Regions from separate parts of the Homo sapiens genome. Here region 1 is linked to region 2. Evidence: read pairs that join two places in POLR2A ChIA-PET (ENCODE). Cell type or tissue: PC-9. All regions are shown on one strand. Links, peaks and the distances in the headings refer to the core of each region. The heading gives the core; the rest is flanking DNA.

Region 1 (11,296 bases), core at 1,446-9,445, 360 kb before region 2:
GAGCTATGATCATGCCACTGCATTCCAGCCTGGGATATAGAATGAGACCCCATCCCTTAAAAAAAAAAAAAAAAAACTTTCCCAAGTAAACAACAAGTGAAAGTATTTGTCACCAGTGTACCTGCATACATGAAATGTTAAAGTAAGTTCTTTAAGCAAAAGGAAAATGTATCAGATGGAAATAGAATTTATACAAAGGAATGGGAGGCAATAGAAAAGGTAAACGTGTGGGTAAAAATAAACTCTCTTTTTTCCATTAAAAAATTTCTTTAAAAGGCCAGCTGCGGTGGCTCATGCCTGTAATCCCAGCACTTTGGGAACCTGAGGCGGGCGGATCACGAGGTCAGGAGATCGAGACCATCTTGGCTAACATGGTGAAATCCCATCTCTATTAAAACTACAAAAAATTAGCTGGGTGTGGTGGCGGGCGCCTGTAGTCCCAGCTACTCTGGAGGCTGAGGCAGGAGAATTGCTTGAACCTGGGAGGCGGAGGTTGCAGTGAGCCAAGATCACGCCAGTGCACTCCAGCCTGGGTGACAGAGCAAGACTCCGTCTCAAACAAACAAACAAAAAAATCTTAAAAGATGGTTGATTGTTTAAAGCAAAAATAACAAGTGCTGTGGGGATGATAACATATTTAGAAGTAAAATCTGTAGCAACAATAGCATAAAGGATGGGGGTGAAAAATGAACATATAGTGTTTTAAGTTTCCTACATTATACATGAAGTGGTACAATATCATCTGATAGTAGACTGCAATAAATTAGAGATAACTATTGTAAACCCTAGGTCCCTCCTCACCAAATTAGTGAGATATAACTAAGAACCCATAATAGGAGCTAAACTGAGATAAAAAAGAAAAAAAAAAGAGCATGAAAACAGGAGGTAACAAACAAAAGCAAAAAATGGAAAATAAATAGCAACATGATAGATTTAAATCCAAACATACAAAAATTACATAAATGGTCTAAACATGACAAAGGCAGAGATGGTCAGGCTGGATTAAGAAAAAAAAAAAACAAAAAAAAACATGGCCCAACTATATGCTGAATATGAGAAATTCATTTTAAATATAAAGACACAGGCATATTAAAAGTAAAAGAATATAGTAAGATACACCACACAGACACTAATCATAAAAAAGCAGAATGTTTACATATAATATCAAAGTATTAATTTCCCAAAACAAAGAATACTATAAACATCAAAGAAGGACATTTCATAATGTTAAAAAGTCAGTTAATCACTAAGACAAAAATCCTAAGCACGCAGGTACCCAATAATAGAGCTTAAAAATACAAGAAGTGGCTGGGTGCGGTGGCTCACGCCTGTAATCCCAACACTTTGGGAGGCCGAGGTGTGTGGATCACCTGAGGTCAGGAGTTCGAGACCAGCCTGCCCAACATGGCAAAATCCTGTCTCTACTGAAAATACAAAAAATTAGCCAGGTGTGGTGGCAGGTGCCTGTAATGCCAGCTACTTGGGAGGCTGAGGCAGGAGAATGGCTTGAACCCAGGAGGCAGAGGTTGCAGTGAGCCGACATCGTGCCACTGCACTCCAGCCTGGGTGACAAGAGAGAAACTCCGTCTCAAAAACAACGACAACAACAAAAAAAACCATGAAGCAGGCCAGGTGCCATGGCTCATGCCTGTGATCCCAGTACTTTGTCGAGGTTGAGCCCAGGAGTTCCAGACCAGCCTGGGCAATGTGGCAAAACCCCATCTCTAAAAAAAAATACAAAAAAATTAGCTGGACGTGGTGGCGCACGCCTGTGGTCCCAGCTACTCAGGAGGCTCAGGTGGGTGGATTGACAGAGCCTGGGAGGTTGAGGCTGCAGTGAGTCATGGGTGTGCCACTGCATTCCAGCCTGGGCGGCATAGTGATACCCTGTCTCAAACAAAAACCACGAAGCAAAAGCTGTCACAACTGTAAGGAGAAATAGACAAATTCAAAACTATAGTGGGAGACATAAAAATTCCTCTCTCAATAATTGGTAAGGACGAATAGAAAAATCACTAAGGATACAGAAGACCTGAATATTATAAACCAACTTGACTTAATTGACATTTTTTGGGATGTGGCTAAAGTAGTGATTAGAATTACTTCTAATAACATTTATAGCTTCAACTGATTATATTTAAAAAAAGGTTCAAAGTCAATGATCTTAGTTTCTACCTTAAGAAGCTAGAAAAATAAAAAAAAAAAATCAATGAAACCAAAAAAGGAAACAGGACTATGCTCCTAACAGGCATTAAAAGGATAATAAGGGAATATGATAACTTTATTTCAATAAATTTCATAATTTAGATAAAACGGCCAAACTGCTTGGAAGACAAAAGTATTAAAGTGGACTTCAAAAGAAATATTAAATCTGAAGAGTGCTGTATTTATTAAAGAAACTGAAGTTGTAATTAAAACTTTCCACAAAGAAAATTCCAGGTCTAGATGCTTCACTAGTGAATTCTATCAAGCATTTAAAGAAGCATAATATCACATATGCAAACTCTTAGAAAATAGATGAGGGAACACTTCAAAATTTTATAAGGCCAACATTATCATGACAGTCAACCAGAGACACAGAAAATAAAGCAACAAACCAATATCCCTTACAAACACAGATACACACACACACAAAAATCCTTAAAAAGATATTAGCAAGGTGAATCCAACAACACATAAAAAGAATTATACCTCATGAACAAGTGGTGTTTATACCAGCAATGCAAAGGATTTAAAGCTAAAAAAAATTCAATGTAATATACCAATTAACAGAATAAAAGTGAAAAACCATATGATTATCTCAATGGATGTAGATAAAGCATTTCACAAAATCCAACATGTGTTCCTCATTAAAACTCTCAGCAATCTAGGAACAGAAGGGAACTGCCTAATCCCCTGATAATGGGTCACTATGAAAAACCCTAGGCCGGGCGCGGTGGTTCACGCCTGTAATCCCAGCACTTTGGGAGGCTGAGGTGGCTGGATCACGAGGTCAGGAGATCGAGACCATCCTGGCTAACATGATGAAACCCCGTCTCTACTAAAAAATACAAAAAATCAGCCGGGCATGGTGGCACGTGCCTGTAGTCCCAGCTACTCAGGAAGCTGAGGCAGGAGAATGGCGTGAACCCAGGAGGCAGAGCTTGCAGTGCGCTGAGATCGCGCCACTGCACTCCAGCCTGGGTGAAAGAGCGAGACTCCGTCTCAAAAAAAAAAAAGAGAAAAACCCTATAGCTGACATACATCTATATATACACATATGTGAAACGGTGAAAGACTGAATGCCTTTCGCCTAAGATCATGAACAAAAAAGGGACATTCACTCTTACCAATTGTTTTTAACATTGTACTGGAGGTCTTAGCCAGTGCAATTAAGAAAAAAAAAAAAGAGGGAGAGAGAAATAAAAGATACATAGATTGGGAAATAAGTAAAAGTATATTTCTATGTATTTGCAATGAACAATCAGAAACCAAGGTTTAAAAATACCTTTTCCAATAGCATTAAAAATACAAAATATTTAGGGATAACTGTGACAAAAAGATGTGCAAAACCTTTATACTAAAAGCTACAACGTGGCTGAGAAAGTTAAAAAGACCTAAACAAATGGAGAGATAAAGACTCAATATTGTTCAGAAGTCAATATTCTCCAAACTGATCTACAGTCAACACAAGTCCAACAAAAAACCCAGCAGATGGAGTGGCTCAGGCCTATAATCCAAGCACTTTGGATGTCTGAGGTAGGAGTACTATTTGAGGCCAGGAGTTTGAGACCAGTCTGGGCAACACACTGAGACCCCATACCTATTTATTTATTAAAAAATTAAAAAACATTCCCAGCAGACTTTTTTGGTTGAACTTGGCAAACTGATTTTAAAATTAACATGAAAAATCAAAGGCCCCAAAAAACTTTGAAAAAGACAAAGCTGAAGGACTCACATTACTTGACTTCAAGAGTTGGTAAAAAGCTGCAGTAATCAAAATAAAATTATACTGGAATCAAGACAGACAAAAATCAATGGAACAGAACAGATTCCCAAAGAAGACTCACACATATATGGTCAATTCATTTTTGACAAAGCTGCAAAAGCATTTCGAAAGGACAGTCTTTTGAATAAATGGTGCTGGAACAACTGGATATTCATGTGTAAAAAAGCCCAACCCTTTGATCTACACCTTGTACCATATGCAAAGATTAACTCAAAATGGATCATAGACCAAAATACAAACTGAAAATTATAAAACTTAGAGAAGAAAACACAGGGAAAAATCCTTGTGACTCTGGATTAGTCAAAGGTTTTTCTGAGATACAACAGCAAGTAACATAGGCCATAATAGAAAAAGTCAATGCAGTAGACTTAAAATTAAGAACCGCTTTTTGAAAGACACTTTTAAGAAAACAAAGAAACAAATTTTATGAACGTGGAGAAAATACTTGTGAATTACATCTGATAATGCATTTGTAACTTATAATATATAAAAGAATCTCAAAACTCAATAACCACTCAATTAAAAAATGGGAAAAGATTTGAACACACTTCACCAAAGGAGATATACAGATGGCAAAGAATAGATGCTTGACATTATTAATCATTAGAGATACACGAATTAAACCACAATGAGAATGACTAAATTACAGACTGTGCTCAGTACTGGCAAGAATGTGGAGTAACTGGAACTCTCATACACTGCTATATACTATAATGTAAAAGGGTAAACCACTTTGAAAAACAGTTTGGCAGTTTCTAAAAATTTTAAACATACACTTACCATATGACCTAGTCATCTGCTCCTAGGTATTTACCTCAGAGAAATAAAAGCAAAAAGCATACATTCATCCCAAGACTTCTACATAAATGTTTATAGAAACTTTGTTAATAGCCAAAAACGAGAAACAATCAGTGAATGGGTATAACCATACAATAGAATACTACTCAGCAAATTTTCAAAAGAAATGAAATATTGATATACATCAGCAACATGTAGTGCCACTTCACTATAGCCTGGGTGACAGAGGAAGACCCTGTCTTATACATACACACATAAATCCAACAAGGAAGACAAGAAATGTAACCTCTTTCTCTTCTCCAGAGCCAAGAATGCCTAAATGATGACAGTCAGGATTTAGAACACTGGGCTTCAAATGCTTGCTCTCATCTTTTCTCCGAGTGGTGTCTGTCCACCCTGTTGCTCCAACTAATTTTCTAATGGAAGCAGCATTTATCAATCTGGGCCCTTGGCTAACAACATGATAAATAATTTAGTGCATTCCTCCTTTTGAATCACTTTTTTCCCCAAATGTCAAAAGGGGGTATATGGGGAACAAAAAAGATGGGCTCAAGTTGCTGGAGGCACTACCTCATGAATAGGCTGCAGAACTAAGGGGTTGACCAGGGGGATTCATGCAGATTCCCAGGGCAGTTTTTTTTTTTTTTTAAGACAGAGTTTCGCTCTTGTTGCCCAGGCTGGAGTGCAAGCATGATCTTGGTTCACTGCAACCTCCGCCTCTCAGGTTCAAGTGATTCTCCTGCCTCAGCCTCCTGAGTAGCTAGGATTACAGGCACCTGCCACCATGCTTGGCTAATTTTTTTTTTATTTTTAGCAGAGATGGGGTTTCACCGTGTTGGTCAAGCTGGTCTTGAACTCCTGATCTCAGGTGATCCATCTGCCTTGACCTCCCAAAGTGCTGGGATAATAGGCATGAGCCACCGCACCCGGCCCCCAGGGCACTTTTTGAAGGCACAGGTGTACAGGTCCTCAGATTTTGGACAGGTTCCAATTTGAATAATTATATTCTCTCTCCCTTAGTACCCCCTGCTGTTTCTGGTGGATACAGAATTCTTATTCACTCCCTGCACTAAACTGTTGTGTAGAGTTGCTGTGCAGCTGTTAAACAGCTGCCACATTTCTCTCCATATATAGTCTCTAAAGCATTTTTGGATGAAAGGAATTATATAAACATATTTTATTGTCATGTACTGGTTGCCTTACCACTTAGTTGTAGGTTTTGTGAGGTTGTAACTATTAAATTCAAATCCATATTCCACAGCACATCAACGTTTAATTTCTTCCCCCACCTGCTCTCCAATGCTCTCTAAACAGCAAGGCTCTTACCACAAGGGTCCGTAGACAGAGTGTCCCTGCAGGAGCACGGGGGTCCAAAGCAGCCACAAGATCCCACACTTTAATTTTTCTAAAGATCAAAAAGGGGACAAAAATGTTAGTTAAAAGCAAATGTAAGAGAAGGCAGGGAAGAATAGCAGAAATTCATGGCAATAAATATGGATGGTGAGTATAGTTCAAATGTACGTGATTAACCTACAAATGAGAAACAGGCTAGCTTTAACCAAACTGAAGACAGTTAACAGTAAAGTTATACCATACTTTGGGATCAAGAGGAGATCTTGTACATTAGACCTTTTAATGATATTACACAGACCTAGAAATCTACAACTGTGAAGCATCCTCTTCCTGGGCACTTCTAAGAGTGGCCCAGGTCACATGTACTGAGGGACTGGGGTCCATGTAAGAGCAATGGAGTTTATATAAGCAAGCCCTCATCTTTTGATTTAAATAAGATAAGTGTAGCTCTTCCAAAAATCTTTTAATAGGCCATGTTTCCTCAAGGTACATAGCAGACAAATTCCAAGACAGGTGGGTACAGATCAAAGCCAGGACAATAAGAAAATATTGTCTTGACCAAGCTGGAACATGTCACCACACTCTGAACAATTTCCCAAGGTTGTAACAGTGATGGCTGTCCCAAAGCAGAAGAAGTGAGCAGTCTACACTTCCTGCTGCTTGCATTGGCTAATGAATGTATCAGTGTAGTTAACTCATGAACTAAAATAATGTTGTTAGTTTCTGATATTTAAAAAGCTGCCAAAATCAGGCAGATTGACAAAAAGAAATGATAAGAGTTCTTCCTAAGTGAATAACTATTTTTTTTTCTTTTTTTGAGACGGAGTCTCGCTCTGTTGCCCAGGCTGGAGTGTGGTGGCGCAATCTTGGCTCACTGCAACCTCTGCCTCCCTGGTTCAAGCAATTCTCCTGCCTCAGCCTCCTAAGTAGCTGGGATTACAGGCGCCCGCAACCACACCTGGCTAATTTTTGTACTTTTAGTAGAGACTGGGTTTTGCCATGTTGGCCAGGCTGGTCTCGAACTACTGACCTCAAATGATCCACCTGTCTCGGTCTCCCAAAGTGCTGGGATTAAATGCATGAGCCATTGTGCCCAGACTACTTTTGTTTGAATTTACTCTGTGTTTAGGATTGGTGGACATGGGGTCCATTCACAAAATTAATGGATTCCATAACCACTAGAAATTAGAAGAAAATAAAGATGACTAAACTCATAAATGAAATGCTAGGATGACAAGTGATGACAAGAGAACTGTACTCTTAAAAATTACTCAAAGAGATAAAAAACCCAAGAAATCAAAATTCAAGATCTTACCACACTAAGTCCCCAAATACTGCCCTCTAGTGTTTCTGTTTTGTTAACAGGTTACCCTTTTACATGGGTAGCCTGTTAACACTGGGTTTTTCTTGTTCTTTGCTTTACAGGGCAAAACAGTCAAATACATAACCAAATAACCAAAATATGAATGACAACCATGTGCAAACAAGTATAATAAAATGAATGGGAAGAATATTTCAGGACACTAAACCAAGGAGAGGTAAATACACGGATTAAAGAAATATGGTATCAGATATTTTGTGTAAAATCTATAAGCTTTTAGAAACAAGGAATGGTTATGTTTAACACCATAAACATAAGGAAGGATTAAGACGTAGATTTTCTCTTTTTTACACTCTGTTAGCACACTCACCCATCATAGGCCCCACTGACTATCCTCTTGTTATCAAATCGAATACAACGCACCAATTCCTCATGGCCTTCTAACACTCGTAAACATGCACCACATTCTATGTCCCATAATCTGGAAGAGAAAATTAAGTCAGGTGAATTTTCACGTATTCTTTTCTAAGCCTGGAATGTTATAACAATACACCTCATATGCCTTCTAAAAATTCATAAAATAAAATCAATCACCACCCACACAGATATGTACTGCTTTCAATGTAATTTATTTCCTTTCTGCTATATAACTCACACAGAAATATGTAGGTTTAAGTTCAAATGTAAAATGTATTTTCAAAGCACAGGGCTTTACATAATTCTGTAAACAGGTTCTTCCAGGCATAAAAACGAATTCAATGCACGCAGTTGCCTGAGAAGGAAATGACCAAGCTAAGAAAGCAGTTTCCTGAAGTCACCAAACTGAAAGAGATACAGATTATCAGTGATGTCCTGTTCTCACAAAGCACCTCCCCCTCTGCCACGGCAGACACTTCTTTCACCACTGTCCAGGACAGCTCTTCTCAGAGAATAGAAATGCAAAGTCAGTTCTCAAGAACTTTTGTGTACTAATTATAAAAACTGTACGTTTTCAGAGCAATTCAAGTGATTTCTAGGAATAATTTCCTTAGATATAACAAACAGTAGCTCTTTTTTAATGGCCTTTTCATCCTTTTAATACTTCACTGAAGGGAGAGGATGGATAAATCTTCCAAATTATAATCATATCTATGTCATTCATCTTTGTGAAGGGAAAACCCCAAAAAGGACTTCCAACTGTGAAATCTTCATAATTTCAAAGACAGGTAACTCTCTGGCCAATTATGTAATGCTAAGACAAAAATTACATAATTTCTAGTAAGGAAACAAATCTTTCTTTTCATTTCTTAAAAACAATGGCAAAGAAAAGGCTGTTAGCTGTTTATTAGCACTTTTCAACGGTAGACAGGAGAAATTTAAAAAGAAGGGCAACAAAAGGCTTTGCTGTGCTGCTTCTCTGCCTGGGGCAAACTTCTGACCTGTAAGAAGCTACAGAAAGGAAAAACAGTTGATTATAAACATAACAAAATTGAAGACTTGTATGATCTGTGCATTAATAATGAATGGGAGCATAATATTGATCCCTTATGATACAAGGCACTTGCTGCTCACCTGATAGTGTTGTCAGATGAGCCACTCACTACCAGCCTGTCCCTGTACTGCAAACAGGCAATGCCTCGTTTGTGTCCATTTAAGGTCCTTACAAATTCACAAGTACTTGTGTTCCATACCTGAAAAAGAAAATGGCATTGAGCAGTTGATTTGGTGCTTTTATTGGTAAAATCTATGGCAAATGGAGTCTTAGAGAAGCAGAAAACAGGACTGAACCATTAGAGGGAAGTCTTCTCAAACAAATAAAACAAAGGACAATTTAAATTCATGGTAACAGAGGCTAATTTGCAGTTGGCTGTTACCACATGAGAATTCCTCAGATTGATTTACTCTTCTAGGGTTAGTCTCTTCTCACACTCACCACTATTTATAGGAATAAAATATCTAGGATAAATTGTCACACAACGTCTCACTTATTACACCTTTTCACTTGTAGACTAGTCTCTGAATTAAATATTACATTTTTCTGTAGCAACGTTTAAATATGAAATTGCCCTTGATCAAATTTTCATATGAATTCCCCCATTCTAAGTTGGAAACTTACTGAAAAATGCCTTATTACCTTTATAGTTCTATCCCCAGATGCAGAAACAATGTACTTGTCATCAAAGTCTACAACATTGACAGCAGCTCGGTGTCCGACCAGCACCCTCCGGAGGGTAATGTCAGTTGGGGAGGCCATATCCCATACAGCAATGGAACGATCTTTGGAGCAGGTCACCATCATGCCATTATTGAAACGCAAGTGCAGAACTGCTTCACAATGGTGAATCAACGTGTTTAGCATTTCACCTGTATTTACATCCCACACTCTGGAAGTGATAGATGAGATTTAGATGGTACTCAAGCTACAATCTGTTACCTATATTTGACCATCATGCGCCCTTCCACCCCTTATATTTAGAGAGAGGGCCAGACTGGGAGAGTGGGAGAAGGAAGGGGATGGGATGCTGCCAGTGTGTCCTTAAGACATACTGCTTGAAATATGGGCAAGTTGTGGAGGGCAAGGATGAAGTGGCAGCCACTGTCACCTAATAATTTGGCCCAGACTTGAAGACTGTAAAACTTCTCACATTCAATTTGATACCATTAGTAAGATACATTTTAAATGAGGAATCTGATTAATAACAATAGCATTAGTGCCCATTCCAATGATAGCCCTCAGGAGCCAGAAATGAAATAGGCCAAGATGCTTCTGTCACATACTTAGTAATGTGAATTTGAGTTTGATTACCCTGGATCTCAGGTTTTATCATAAAGGTCAAAGGCCAAGATAACCATGACTCTAATTCTAAGCCCCCATTTCTGTGTTCTGAAGTGGGTAGGGGTTTAAAATAGACCCCCCATTGTAAATATGGGCTTCACAGCAGAGTGTGGGGCCCTTGGATAGCTTGAGAATTTTGTGTGATTATATATTTTGATTATTCTATTTTTGTGTATTTACTTAAGGTTTTATAACATGTTATTTCCTTTTTTCCAGTTTAGCCCCCTTTTATAGAATATCATTTTTTCTTTATCTTATAAATGATGTTAGCACCTGCAGTGTTTTAGATTCTGTGGGGCACTCACTCCACAAGCACCAATAAATGTTAAATGTCAGTAACTACAAGGGCCAAGTTTGCTATGCCTTGCTATGCCTTTAAGTCAAAAGACAAAAAACAGGAACCGTCTTTTCTATTCACAGAGGATAACTTGGAATGGTAAACATTTAACTTCAGAGTATCTAACAATGCACTTAACCGCTTTTTTCCTAGGTCTATTTTTTTTTTAAAGTTACTTTTGATGCATTATGTTTGCTAAATCCTTTAGCTTACGGCAAAATTCCTAACAGAGGTTCCCAGCAGTGCTGCTGGTACCCAGAACTCAAGCTATCCTGGACTCCAGCAGTATAATGGCTGTGTCATCAAATCACTAATGCCTCTGGAAATTGAGGGCCCCTACCTGAGTGAAGCTTGCAATTAAAAACTGCAGGGATGGCAGGGGAGGGGCTGGCAAAGAGAGCACAGCTCACCTGTACATGTTTCAAAGGAGATAATACAGACCTGCACTACAGTTACCACTACCTGAAAGGAAGGCTTCATTGCATTCATATCATTCCCCCGTGAGGTGGTTTTTGTAAGGAATGCAAAGTTTACCATAAGGATAAGAAAAGTTTCTGTAATAGATGATCCTCCAAATTAAAATAGAATGTGTAGTTTCTTCAATGTGCGAAAATGTAAACTTACCTCAAGCATTTCTAAATCAAGTTTTCTAGTTCTAGACTGACAGAAATGATGGGGACCTGG
Region 2 (11,296 bases), core at 1,905-9,904:
ACAGCCCGGGTCATGGCATCCTCTAGTATTACTATTCCAAAACCCTCAAAGATAAGCCACTCTTACCCTACATGAGGTACAGCAGAAATGTCTGGGCCAGAGTCAAGGCTTCCAATACGGACCTGAAATTGATGGAAATTGGCAAGATTATTGGTGGAATGTGGGGAGTTGTCACTGATGAAGAAAAACAAGAATATTTAAATGAATATGAGGTAACAAAGATAGAGTACAATGACTCTATGAAGGTCTATCATAATTCCCCCACACATTTTGCTTACATAAATGCAAAAAATTTATGCAGAAGATATTTTATTTTATTTTATTTTTTGAGACAGTCTCACTCTGTCATTCAGGCTGGAGTGCAGTGGCAGGGTTAGGGCTCACTGCAACCTCCACCTCCTGGCTTCAAGCTATTCTCCTGCCTCAGCCTCCTGAGTAGCTGGGATTACAGGCATGCACCTGCATGCCCAGCTAATCTTTTGTATTTTTAGTAGAGATGGGGTTTTGCCATGTTGGCCAGGCTGGTCTTGAACTCCTGGCCTCAAGTGATCCACCCGCCTCGGCCTCCCAAAGCGCTGGGATAACAGATATGAGCCACCACATCTAGCCGTAGAAGCTGCTTTAGAGGAAAGAATTTGACAGAGGCCGTCTCACATGGAGAAAGGAGAAAGCTTCTCCTTTTGATAATACCAAATGCTGGCGAGGATACGGAGCAACAGGAACTCTCATTCATTGCTAGTGGGAATGCAAAATGGTTTGGCTACTTTGAAAGACAGTTTGGCAGTTTCTTGCAAAACTAAACATACTCTTACCATTCAATGCAGCAGTTGTACTCCTTGGTATTTACCCGAATGAGTTGAAAATTTATGTCCATACAAAAAATCTACACATGGATGTTTATAACAGCTTTATTCATAATTGCCAAAACTTAGAAGTAATGAAGATGTTTTTCAGTAGGTGAATAGATAAATAAACCTCCAGACAATGGACTACTACTTGGCAGTAAAAAGAAACACACTATCAAGACATGAAAAGACATGAAGGAAACATATTCATATCACTAAATGAGAGAAGGTGATCTGAAAAGGACTGCATCCTATATGATTCCAACCATATGACATTTTAGAAAAGGCAAGACCACGAAGACAGTAAGAAGATCAGTGGTCACCTGGGATCACCAGGGATTAGGAGGGTTGAAGGGATGAATAGAGCACAGAGGATGTTTAAGGCAGTGAAAATACTCCGCATGATACTATAATGATGTATACCTTTCATTACACATTTGTCCAAATCCATAGAATGTGCAATGCCAAGAGTGACCTTGATGAAAATTCTTGACTTTCAGTGATAATGGTGTGCTAATGTAGATTCATTCACTGTAACAAATGTACCACCATGGTACTGAATGTTGATAGTGGGAATGCTGGAGGGGACAGGAATGTGAGGGAACTCTGTACTTTCTGCTCAGTTTTGCTGAGAACCTAAAATTACTCTTTAAAAGTCTGTTAAACAGGCCGGGTGTGGCGGCTCATGCCTGTAATCCCAGCACTTTGGAAGGCCAAGGCGGGTGGATCACCTGAGGTCAGGAGTTCAAGACCAGCCTGGCCAACATGGCAAAACCCCGTCTCTACTAAAAAGACAAAAATTAGCCAGATATGATGGCATGTGCCTGTAATCCCAGCTACTTGGGAGGCTGAGGCAGGAGAATTGCTTGAACCCAGGAGGCAGAGGTTGCAGTGAGCCGAGATTGTGCCACTGTACTCCAGCACGGGTGACAGAGTGAGACTCCGTCTCAAAAAAAAAAAAAAAACCTGTTAAATAAATAAATAAGCCATCATCATAAACATCTAGATCTTCAGCAGGCTGAGAGCTCTACAAACAAAACAAAACAAAACAAAACAAAAACCCAAGGAGTACAATTGCTGAATTATGTGGTAAGAGTACATCTAATTTTGCAAGAAACTTTCAAACTGCCTTGCAGCCTCCTCAGGAGGCTGAGGCAGGAGAATCACTTGAAACCGGAAGGCGGAGATTGCAGTGAGCCAAGATCATGCCACTGCTCTCCAGCCTGGGCAAAAGAGCGAAACTCCGTCTAAAAAAAAAAAAGAGAGACAAGATCTTGCTCTAATGCCCAGGCTGGGGTGCAGTGGCATGATCTCAGCATGGGGAGCATGACATTGGCTCGCTGCAACCTCCGCCTCCCAGGTTCAAGTGATTCTCCTGCCTCAGCATCCTGAGTAGCTGGGATTACAGGCACGCGCCACCATGCCTGGCTAATTTTTGTATTTTTAGTAGAGACGGGGTTTCACCATTTTGGCCAGGCTGGTCTTGAACTCCTGACCTCAGGTGATCACCAGCCTTGGCCTCCCAAAGTGCTGGGATTACAGGCATGAGCCACCATGCCTAGCTAAAGTTGTCTAGTTTTATGTGTTCTAAATATGTTTATAAATGGAAAAAAAGTTTTTTGAGTGAAGGGAGAAAAATACAGGCAGACTCCTCTCACCATCGCCATATATCCAGGTTTGGGCACCTGAGTGAAGTTTGACTGGTCAGATGCTCTTGCCCAAGACTATGAGTCCCACAGGAAAGACACAGAAGAGGGAGAAATGGATGGAGGTCATTCACCCAGCAGTGGGGGCCTGACCAGACTATTCTGACTATTCTGGTGTGAGTCTGTTCCATTGCTCCTCCTCCTTTCTGGCCCCCTGGTTCTCTGGCTTTCAGAGACTACTTCCAATACATTCCATTTTGCTTAAGTTATCCATTTACATTAATATTGGTTTCTGTTGCTTGCAATCAGGAAACCTAACTGAAACATGTCAGCCACTATTCAACATTTTCTTCCAGTGCAATGATGACAAGCTGGAGTTGCTTATCCCAACTTCAAATTCCTGGGAGAACCAATCTGATTGGCCAGCTTGAGTGGGATCTCCACTGCTGGTCCAATCAGCCTGGCTTCCAAGGAAGGCAAGGTCACATGACGCTAATAAGGCTAATGGGAGGCTGGCAGGGCAGTATCCACATTTGGTTATGCAGGCTGTGCAGTGGATAACTCCAAGGGTCCCATTCACATGAGAGACACTGTAAATACCTGTATTCATAATGAAACCACTTTAGCAGATGGCAATAAAGTATGCTGAGAAAGTACACTTTTTCCTAACACTCATATAAGTATTCCACAGGATAGCGGTGACCCCAGGCTGGGCCCACTCCTCAGGAGGCTGAGGCAGGAGAATCACTTGAAACCGGAAGGCGGAGGTTGCAGTGAGCCGAGATCATGCCACTGCACTCCAGCCTGGGCAGGAAAGGTGTTTGGTAGGCAGTTCTTAGAGAAGATAGCAAAGGTTGGGTATGTCCCAATGCTGTGTTCCACATGTCACACATAGCGGGGTGGGTCTGGTGGCCTTGATGTCTGGAGCACACATACCATATCCTCTTAATGTGCAGTAACTGGCTATGAGGCACCCAATGTTTAGAAAGTAGCTCAAGGCTTTAAAATGAAAGAGCATAAGACATGGACAAGCCAGGCCCTGCTCAAGGAATTTAGAGCTGCTGTACAGACCAATCTCAGCCAAACCCACCAAAAGGTTTATCTTCTCTGTAGCTACCTTAAAAAAGGTTCATTCATTCAATGAATTGCTGTGTGTCAGTTCTGTGTTATGGGCTGGGAGGAGAACAGGAATAAGAGTCAGGGTTGGGGCCAGGTGCGGTGGCTTATGCCTGTAATCCCAGCACTTTGGGAGGCCAAGGTGGGCAGATCCACTGAGGTCAGGTGTTCAAGACCAGCCTGGTCAACATGGTAAAATGCCGTCTCTACTAAAAATACAAAAATTAGCCGGGTGTGGTAGCACATACCTGCAATCCCAGCTACTCGGGAGGCCGAGGCAGGAGAATCGCTTGAACCCGGGAGGCAGAGGTTGCAGTGAGCCAAGATTGTGCCACTGCACACAAGCCTGGGAGAAAGAGTGAGATTCCGTCTCAAAAACAAAACAAAACAAAACAAAACACAACAACAACAAACGAGTCAGGGTTGCTGGGCGCAGTGGTTCACACCTGTAATCCCAGCACTTTGGGAGCTGAGGCAGGAGGATCACCTGAGGTCAGGAGTTCAAGACCAGCCTGGCCCACATAGCAAAACCCCATCTGTACTAAAAATACAAAAAATAGCTGGGTGTGGTGGCACTTGCCTGTAATCCCAGCTACTCAGGAGGCTGAGGCACAAGAATTGCTTGAACCTGAGAGGTGGAGGTTGCAGTGAGCCAAGATTGTGCCACTGCACTCCAGCTTGGGTGACAGAGTGAAACTATATCTCAAAAAAACAAAAACAAAAACAAGGAAAAAAGAGTCAGGGTCTAGTCTAGTAGGGGAGACAGTCATGGAGCAAATATTTCCTAAGTGATGGGTGTTCTGCCCAGGGTATTGGGAGACTGCTGGCACAATAAAAGGATCAGACTTATCTAGACGTCAGGAAAAACCGAAGAGTGAGTAAAATACAGCCAAGTAAAAAGTGAGGTAGAGGAAGTGGGATTTACTTAAGCTATAAGGCAAGTTCCTGTTAGAAACTAAAAAATGCAATGTGTCAGATAAGGTAGAAGTTCTTTCTGTCTCCCATAATGGTCTAGAGGAGGATAGGGGTTCAAGACCAGTGGCGGCCTGGCTCCAGGAAGGCAGACCAAAATAACAGTGGATGACCCAAGACAGAGATGTACTTCTCTTTTCCACGTAGAGGTCCAGAGGTAGAGAGGGCAGGTTTGGTGCAGAAACTGCTCCATGAAGTTCTCAGGAACCGTATCTACCAGGGCTCAACCAGGGAAGTAGAACCACTGCAAATATCATGGAATGAATGATTATTATAGGAATGAGATTTTACACAATTGTTGGAGGAGACGGAGAAGTAGAGGTCACAAAGGGAGTTGTAGGATGGTGGGAAAATCACTTATCGGCCCTTGGAAAGCACTGGTTGGGGGTGGAGGGGAGACAAGCTGGAGCTTGCTGGAAAATGAGGAAGATAAGTTTATCTTGCTTCCTGCAGTGGAAGAGAGAAAGGGAGCCACTGTAAAAAGTCAACAGAAGATTGTTGCTTCTTCATAGATTCTACTTCTGTGAGTTCTCACCTGGTGTCTAGTGGTAGGCCTCTGCTGGTGATAAGAGATGTCAGTGAGGAAAAAGAGCTGATCACAGAGTCGGGAAGAAGAGTAAGAACGAAGTAGAGACCAGGTGCAGTGGCTTATGCCTGTAACACAGCACTTTGGGAGGCCGAGGTGGGAGGATCACTTGAGCCGAGAAGTTTGAGAACAGCATGGGCAACAAAGTGAGACCTCGTCTCTACCAAAATAAAAACAAAAAAATTAGCCAGGCATTTTGGTGCCCGCCTGTGGCCCCAGCTAAACAGAAGCCTGAGGCAAGAGGATCGCTTGAGCCCAGAAGGTCAAGGGTGCAGTGAGCCATGTTCATGCCCCTGCACCCCAGCCTGGGCAACAGAGTAAAACCCTGTCTCAAAACAAACAAACAAACAAACCAAAACAGTTGGAACTCTGGAACCTTTGCATTGCTCTCTCACTGCCTGTAGCCATGACAACCTTCAGAAGCATAAAACCTTCAGACTTGCTTTACTTCTAACTTCCAAATCTTGAGCAAATTTCCTTAGGCCAACTCCAACCCAGAACCATGCAGGGAAGGGTATTCTGGGAAAAGTAGTCTCAACTTAACCAAGGCGACACAATACAAAACCACCACGAGGACCCAGACCCTGTAGTTCACCACTTGACATCCCCTCCTCCTGCTAATTCCTCCACTTTGTGCCTACATAAGGGAGGAGTCAGCCTTGGGAAGTGGTATTTCAGGAGCAGCAGAACCTGGAGACCCAACAGGTTCATCCAAAGGCACATCCTCTTCTGCTTAAGTAAACTGGGAGGGAAGGGATAGGAGAGGAGGTTGAGGGTGTGGCAGAATTAGACCCAGATAGTAACTCTCTCCCCAGATACCTATCACCAGCCAAGAGAATGACACATCCAGAGTAATATGAGCTCAGAAAGAAAAATAATACATCCAAATAATGTAATCCTTTTAAAAGAGGACCCCGAAAATGAAGAACCTATATGAGAGGAAGCGGAATTAATGGACCAGTGAGAACAAGAATTTAAAATAATCCTTATAGGCTGAGCACGGTGGCTCACGCCTGTAATCCCAGCACTTTGGGCTACCAAGGCGGGCAGATTGCCTGAGCTAAGGAGTTTGAGACCTGCCTGGGCAACATGGTGAAAACCTGTCACTACAAAAAAATTTTAAAAAAATTAGCCGGGTGTGGTGGCACACCCCTGTAGTCCTAGCCACCTGGGGCTGAGGTGGGAGGATCACTTGAGCCTGGGAAGTTGAGGCTGCAGTAAGCTGAGATTGCACCACTGCAATCCAGCCTGAGTGACAGACCAAGCCCCCATCTCTGAAAAATAAATAAGTAAATAAAATAAAATAATCAAAATAAAATTCTTCTAGGAAATAATGGAGAATGTTACACATTTTAAAAAAATTATTATCTAATTTTTTTTATACAGAAAGGGTTTCTCTCTGTCATACAGGCAGGAATGCAGTGGCACAGTCATAGCTCACTGAAGCCTCAAACTCCTGGGCTTAAAGGATCCTCTTGCATCAGCCTCAAGTACCTGGGACTACAGGCAGGTGCCACCATGCCTGGCTAAAGTATATTGTAAATTTGAAATAGGATGAGACTGTATAAAAAAGTTAACAAGTGTAAAAAATATAATAGCTGAAAGAAGGAAGGCAATATACAAGTTGAATAGTGAAATAGATTCAGACTAAGAATGAATTCATAAACTAGAAGATAAGGATGGCGAACTCTCCCAGAAATTATCAGGAAGAGATAAGAAGATGAAAGATATAAGGCTAAAGTTATTAAATATGGAAGATATATAGTTAAAATGGGAGTTCCAGAAGAGAAGAGGGATGAGAAACCTGGAAGGAAATGCTTTAAAAAATAATGAAAAAAAGAATTCCGAAGAATCCTAAAATTTCCCAGAATTAGAGAAAAGTGTAAGATTTCAGACAGAATATCAACAAGATAGATTTGGAAAAATACTTAACACATTAAAGAAAAATTTAAGAGAGACAAAAATTCCAAAAGCTTCTCAAGAATTAAGACATACAAGCAAGAAAACAAACATAAAAAGAAATCCCCATATGCCATTCATTAGGAACAAGTATCATACTGATATTAGTTTTTTCAATAGCAATGCCTGATACAAGAAAAAGAACTTTAGAACTAGAATTTTTATATCCAGCTAAACTATAATTCTGGTACAAAACTAGAAAGAAAGATGTTCTCAAGCTTTCAAGTTCTCAGAAGATTTACTACCTAAAGACCCTCTTTGAAAAACACTTTCGGGCTGGGCATGGTGGCTCACGCCTATAATCCCAGCACCTTGGGAGGCTGAAGTGGGTGGATCTCTTGAGGCCAGGAGTTCAAGAGCAGCCTGGCCAACATAGTGAAACCCTGTCTCTACTAAAAATACGGGTGTGGTGGTGTGCACCTGTAATCCCAGCTACTCAGGAGGCTGAAGCACAAGAATCACTTGAACCTGGGAGGCGGAGTCTGCAGTAAGCCAATGCACTCCAGCCTGGGTAACAGAGCGAGACTCCATCTCAAAAAAAAAAAAAGAAAGAAAGAGAAACTAATAAGAAAGGAAAACACTTTTGGAGGAAGTTCATTAGCAAGAAGAGAATTAAATCTCAGACGACACTACAAGATATGGGAATGAAGGGTGACTAAAGTACTTAGAAACATATATGGTAGTATAAGTAAGTCTAAAAAAACCCTGTATTCATCATTAGCATTGAAATTCTAGATGAAACAACATGATAGAACTGTGTGTGTGGAAGTGAGTGGACTGAAGTCCAGTGGGAGGTGAGCACTTGCTTTTTTGGTTAGAAAGATATAGCTATAAATAAGCTCAAAATTGATGAGGATAAATATACATAAACATGGTTATAATAAGCTAGGAGTGACACCCAGAAGAATAAAAATAAAATGTATAATTTTCAAACCAACAAAAGAAAATTCTATTTATGCAATAAAAGTATGAAAGAAGAATAAAGGGAAAAATTAGATATTGAAAATAGGAAATAAGATGGTTGATAGGAGACTGACTATAACAGCAAATGAAATAAGTGTAAATGGGTTAAATTTATAAATAAAAAGAAAAAATAATCTCTTACATTAAAAAATGTATTGAATTAAAATATAGTATTATTTTAAAAGGGGATACAGAAAGGTTGCAAATAGACAAAAAAAAAAAAAGATAAACCAAAATATTAACCAAAAAAAGCCATTGTTGCAGCTTTCATGTCAGATCAAAAAGATTTTAAGGGTTGGGCACGGTGGCTCATGCCTGTATTCCCAACACTTTGCGAGGCCAAGGTGGGTGGATCACTTGAGGCCAGGAGTTCAAGACCAGCCTGGCCAATACGGTGAAACCCTGTCTTTACTAAAAATTAGCTGGATGTGGTGGTGGGCACCTGTAATTCCAGCCCCTTGGGAGGCTGAGGCAGGAGAATCGCTTGAACCTGGGAGGCAGAGGTTTCAGTGAACTGAGATGGCGCCACTGCACTCCAGCTTGTGTGACACAGCGAGATGCTGTCTCAAAAAACAAACAAACAAAATCAAACAGGACTTAGAGGAAAATTTCGGCTTCAAGTATATTTATCAGAAAATATAAAGAATAGTAACAAACGAGCTGAGTATTTAATGCAAGAAGCCAAAAAAGTAGCAGAAACATACACAAATGAAGAAAATAATAAAGATAAGAGAAAATCAATCAAATTGAAAATTACAACAAAAAATGTAAAAGGTTAATAAAACTAATACCTGCTTCTTTGAATAGATTGACAAGATATGGAATGTCTGAAAGACTGAACAAGAAAAAAGAACATGCCAATAAACTAAGAAAAAAGCAAGTAAACTAAATAAAAAACAAAGTAGGGGAAACAAGTACAATCACAGTAAAGATTACAAAAATAGTAAAACCAGTTAATACACTGTGGTATAGATTAGAGATGTAAATAATCTAGTGGGACAGAATAAAGAGCCTGGAAAAAGACCCATGTGTAAGTGGATACACACTAAATAACAGAGGTGACAGCAACAACAAAAAAGGAAAAACATTACTCAACTAATTTTACAACACGAGTATAACCTTGATTCTAAAACTGATAAGGGTAGTATAAGATAAAGAAAAGACAGACTCATTTTACTTATAAACACAGATACAAAAACTATATGTAAGTGCAAACCAAATCCAATATCGCATTTAAAAATATATCATGATCATATAAAAGAATCAAATGATGTTCTTTGCAGCAAGATGGATGCAGCTAGAGGCCATTATCCTAAGTGAATTAATGCAGACACAGAAAACCAAATACTGCATGTTCTCACTTATAAGTGGGAGCTAAACCCTGGATACATATGGACAAAAAGATGGAACAATAGACACTGGGGACTCAAAAAGGTGATCCACCTGCCTTGGCCTCCCAAAATGCTGGGATTATAGGCATGAGCCACCACACCCAGCCTCAGAATTTTTTTTTTTTTTTTTTGATCAAGATGGGCCGGAGGATGGGAGTTTGAGGTTTAAGGCTGCAGTGAGCTATGGTTACACCTCTGCATTCCAGCCTGGGTGACAGAGTGACACTGAGTCTCTTAAAAAAATAAAGGGGAGCCGGGCATAGTGGTTCATGCCTGTAATCCCAGCACTTTGGGGGGCCGAGGAGGGTGGATCACGAGGTCAAGAGATTGAGACCATCCTGGCCAATATGGTGAAAGCCCATCTCTACTAAAAATACAAAAAATAGCTGGGCGTGGTGGTATGAGCCTGTAGTCTCAGCTACTTGGGAGGCTGAGGCAGGAGAATTGCTTGAACCGGGGAGGCAGAGATTGCAGTGAGCTGAGATTGAGCCACTGCACTCCAGCCTAGAGACAGAGACTCTGTCTCAAAAAAAAAAAGCTGTAAAAGAATTTTTGGTAGAACCAGAGAAAACAGAAAACAGACTAGATAATATTATGGAATTATGGTGAATTTTCTTAGAAGTAATAATGGCATTGTGGCTATGTATAAGTTCCTTATTTCTAAGAGGTGCATAGTGACATATTTAGGGGTAAAGTGTCATGAGTATAAACTATTTATTTTTGAGACAGGGTCTTGCTCTGTTGCCCAGGCTGGAGAGTAGTGGCTCCATCTTGACTCACTGCAGCCTCGACCTCCCAGGTTCGAGCAATCCTCCTGCCTCAGCCCTCCAAGTAGCTGGGACTACAGGCGCGTGCCCCCACGCCCGGCTAATTTTTGTTTTTTTTTGTTTGTTTGTTTTGTTTTGTTTTTCAGTACAGATGGGGTTTTGCTGTATTGCCAAAGCTGGTCTTGAACTCCTGAGCTGAAGTGATCCATCCGCCTCTGCCTCCCAAAGTGCTGGGATTACAGGCATGAGCCACTGTGCACGGCTTAAACTTACTTTATATATGAATGTGGGTATATAGGCAGGAGGGAGAATGTGGCAAAATGTTAAAGTGTTGAATATAGGTGGAAGCGAAACAGGTGTTTATTGTATTATTCTTTCAATTTTTCTGAAGGTTTTCAAAATAAATATCTGGGGGAAAATTAAAACTAAGAAGCAAATTCAGCGAGGTTGTCAACTTACAAATTTGACAGTTCTTACCACAGTGTTCATCAGCTATAAATAATATACCTCCATGAGGCGGGCCTGGGGGCTCACACATGTAATCTCAGCACTTTGGGAGGCCAAGGAAGGAGGGTCACTTGAGCTCAGGAGTTCGAGACCAGCCTGACCAACATGGCAAAACCCGACCTCTACCAAAAATACAAAAAATTAGCCTGCGTGGTGGTGCATGCCTGTAGTCCTAGCTACTCAGGAGGTTGAGGCGGGAGGATCACTTGAGCCTGCGCTGGGAGGAGGAGGTTGTGGTGAGCCGTGATCCCGCCACTGCACTCCAGTCTGGACCCTGCCTCAAAAAAAAAAAAAAGTAATAATAATAATAATAATAATAAATTAATTTTTTAAAAAGTATACTTCCATGAAAACAACAGAAAATGTAAAGTATGTAGGGGCTGATTTAGAAAAGAATGCATAGATCCTTTATGCAGAAAAAAATTGTAATCTCTTAATGACTTCAAGGAAGACTTCAACAAACAGACACGGATGGGATAACTTAACATTGTAAAGTTAACAGTTCTTCCTAAATAAGTAAATTTGATTCAATTTCAACCAAATT

Evidence for each region. Peaks named below come from ENCODE experiments on the same cell type or tissue, not always from the same donor. Only the 100,000 strongest peaks of a DNase experiment are listed, where the experiment ranks them.
Region 1: POLR2A ChIA-PET joins it to region 2 with 20 read pairs; 3 of 35 experiments call an interaction of 5 or more read pairs at or near these places.

Annotation. Positions count from the first base shown.
Region 1 is chr10:101,533,188-101,544,483 of GRCh38, reverse strand. It overlaps BTRC (beta-transducin repeat containing E3 ubiquitin protein ligase), which reads right to left. Exons shown (of 15, transcript NM_033637.4): 10 at 9,574-9,823; 11 at 9,012-9,130; 12 at 7,831-7,941; 13 at 6,113-6,191. Among named protein-coding and RNA genes, the nearest start is that of POLL, 49 kb to the left of the region's middle. In PC-9, for the core only: a CTCF peak has its summit at 7,436 (motif pointing left); no DNase peak of the experiment used is centred there.
Region 2 is chr10:101,170,516-101,181,811 of GRCh38, reverse strand. It overlaps LINC01514 (long intergenic non-protein coding RNA 1514), which reads right to left and starts at 5,490. Exons shown (of 6, transcript NR_120620.1): 1 at 5,115-5,490; 2 at 4,710-4,823; 3 at 67-122. It also overlaps the pseudogene SMARCE1P7. In PC-9, for the core only: no CTCF peak of the experiment used is centred there; no DNase peak of the experiment used is centred there; H3K27me3 peaks cover 2,272 bases.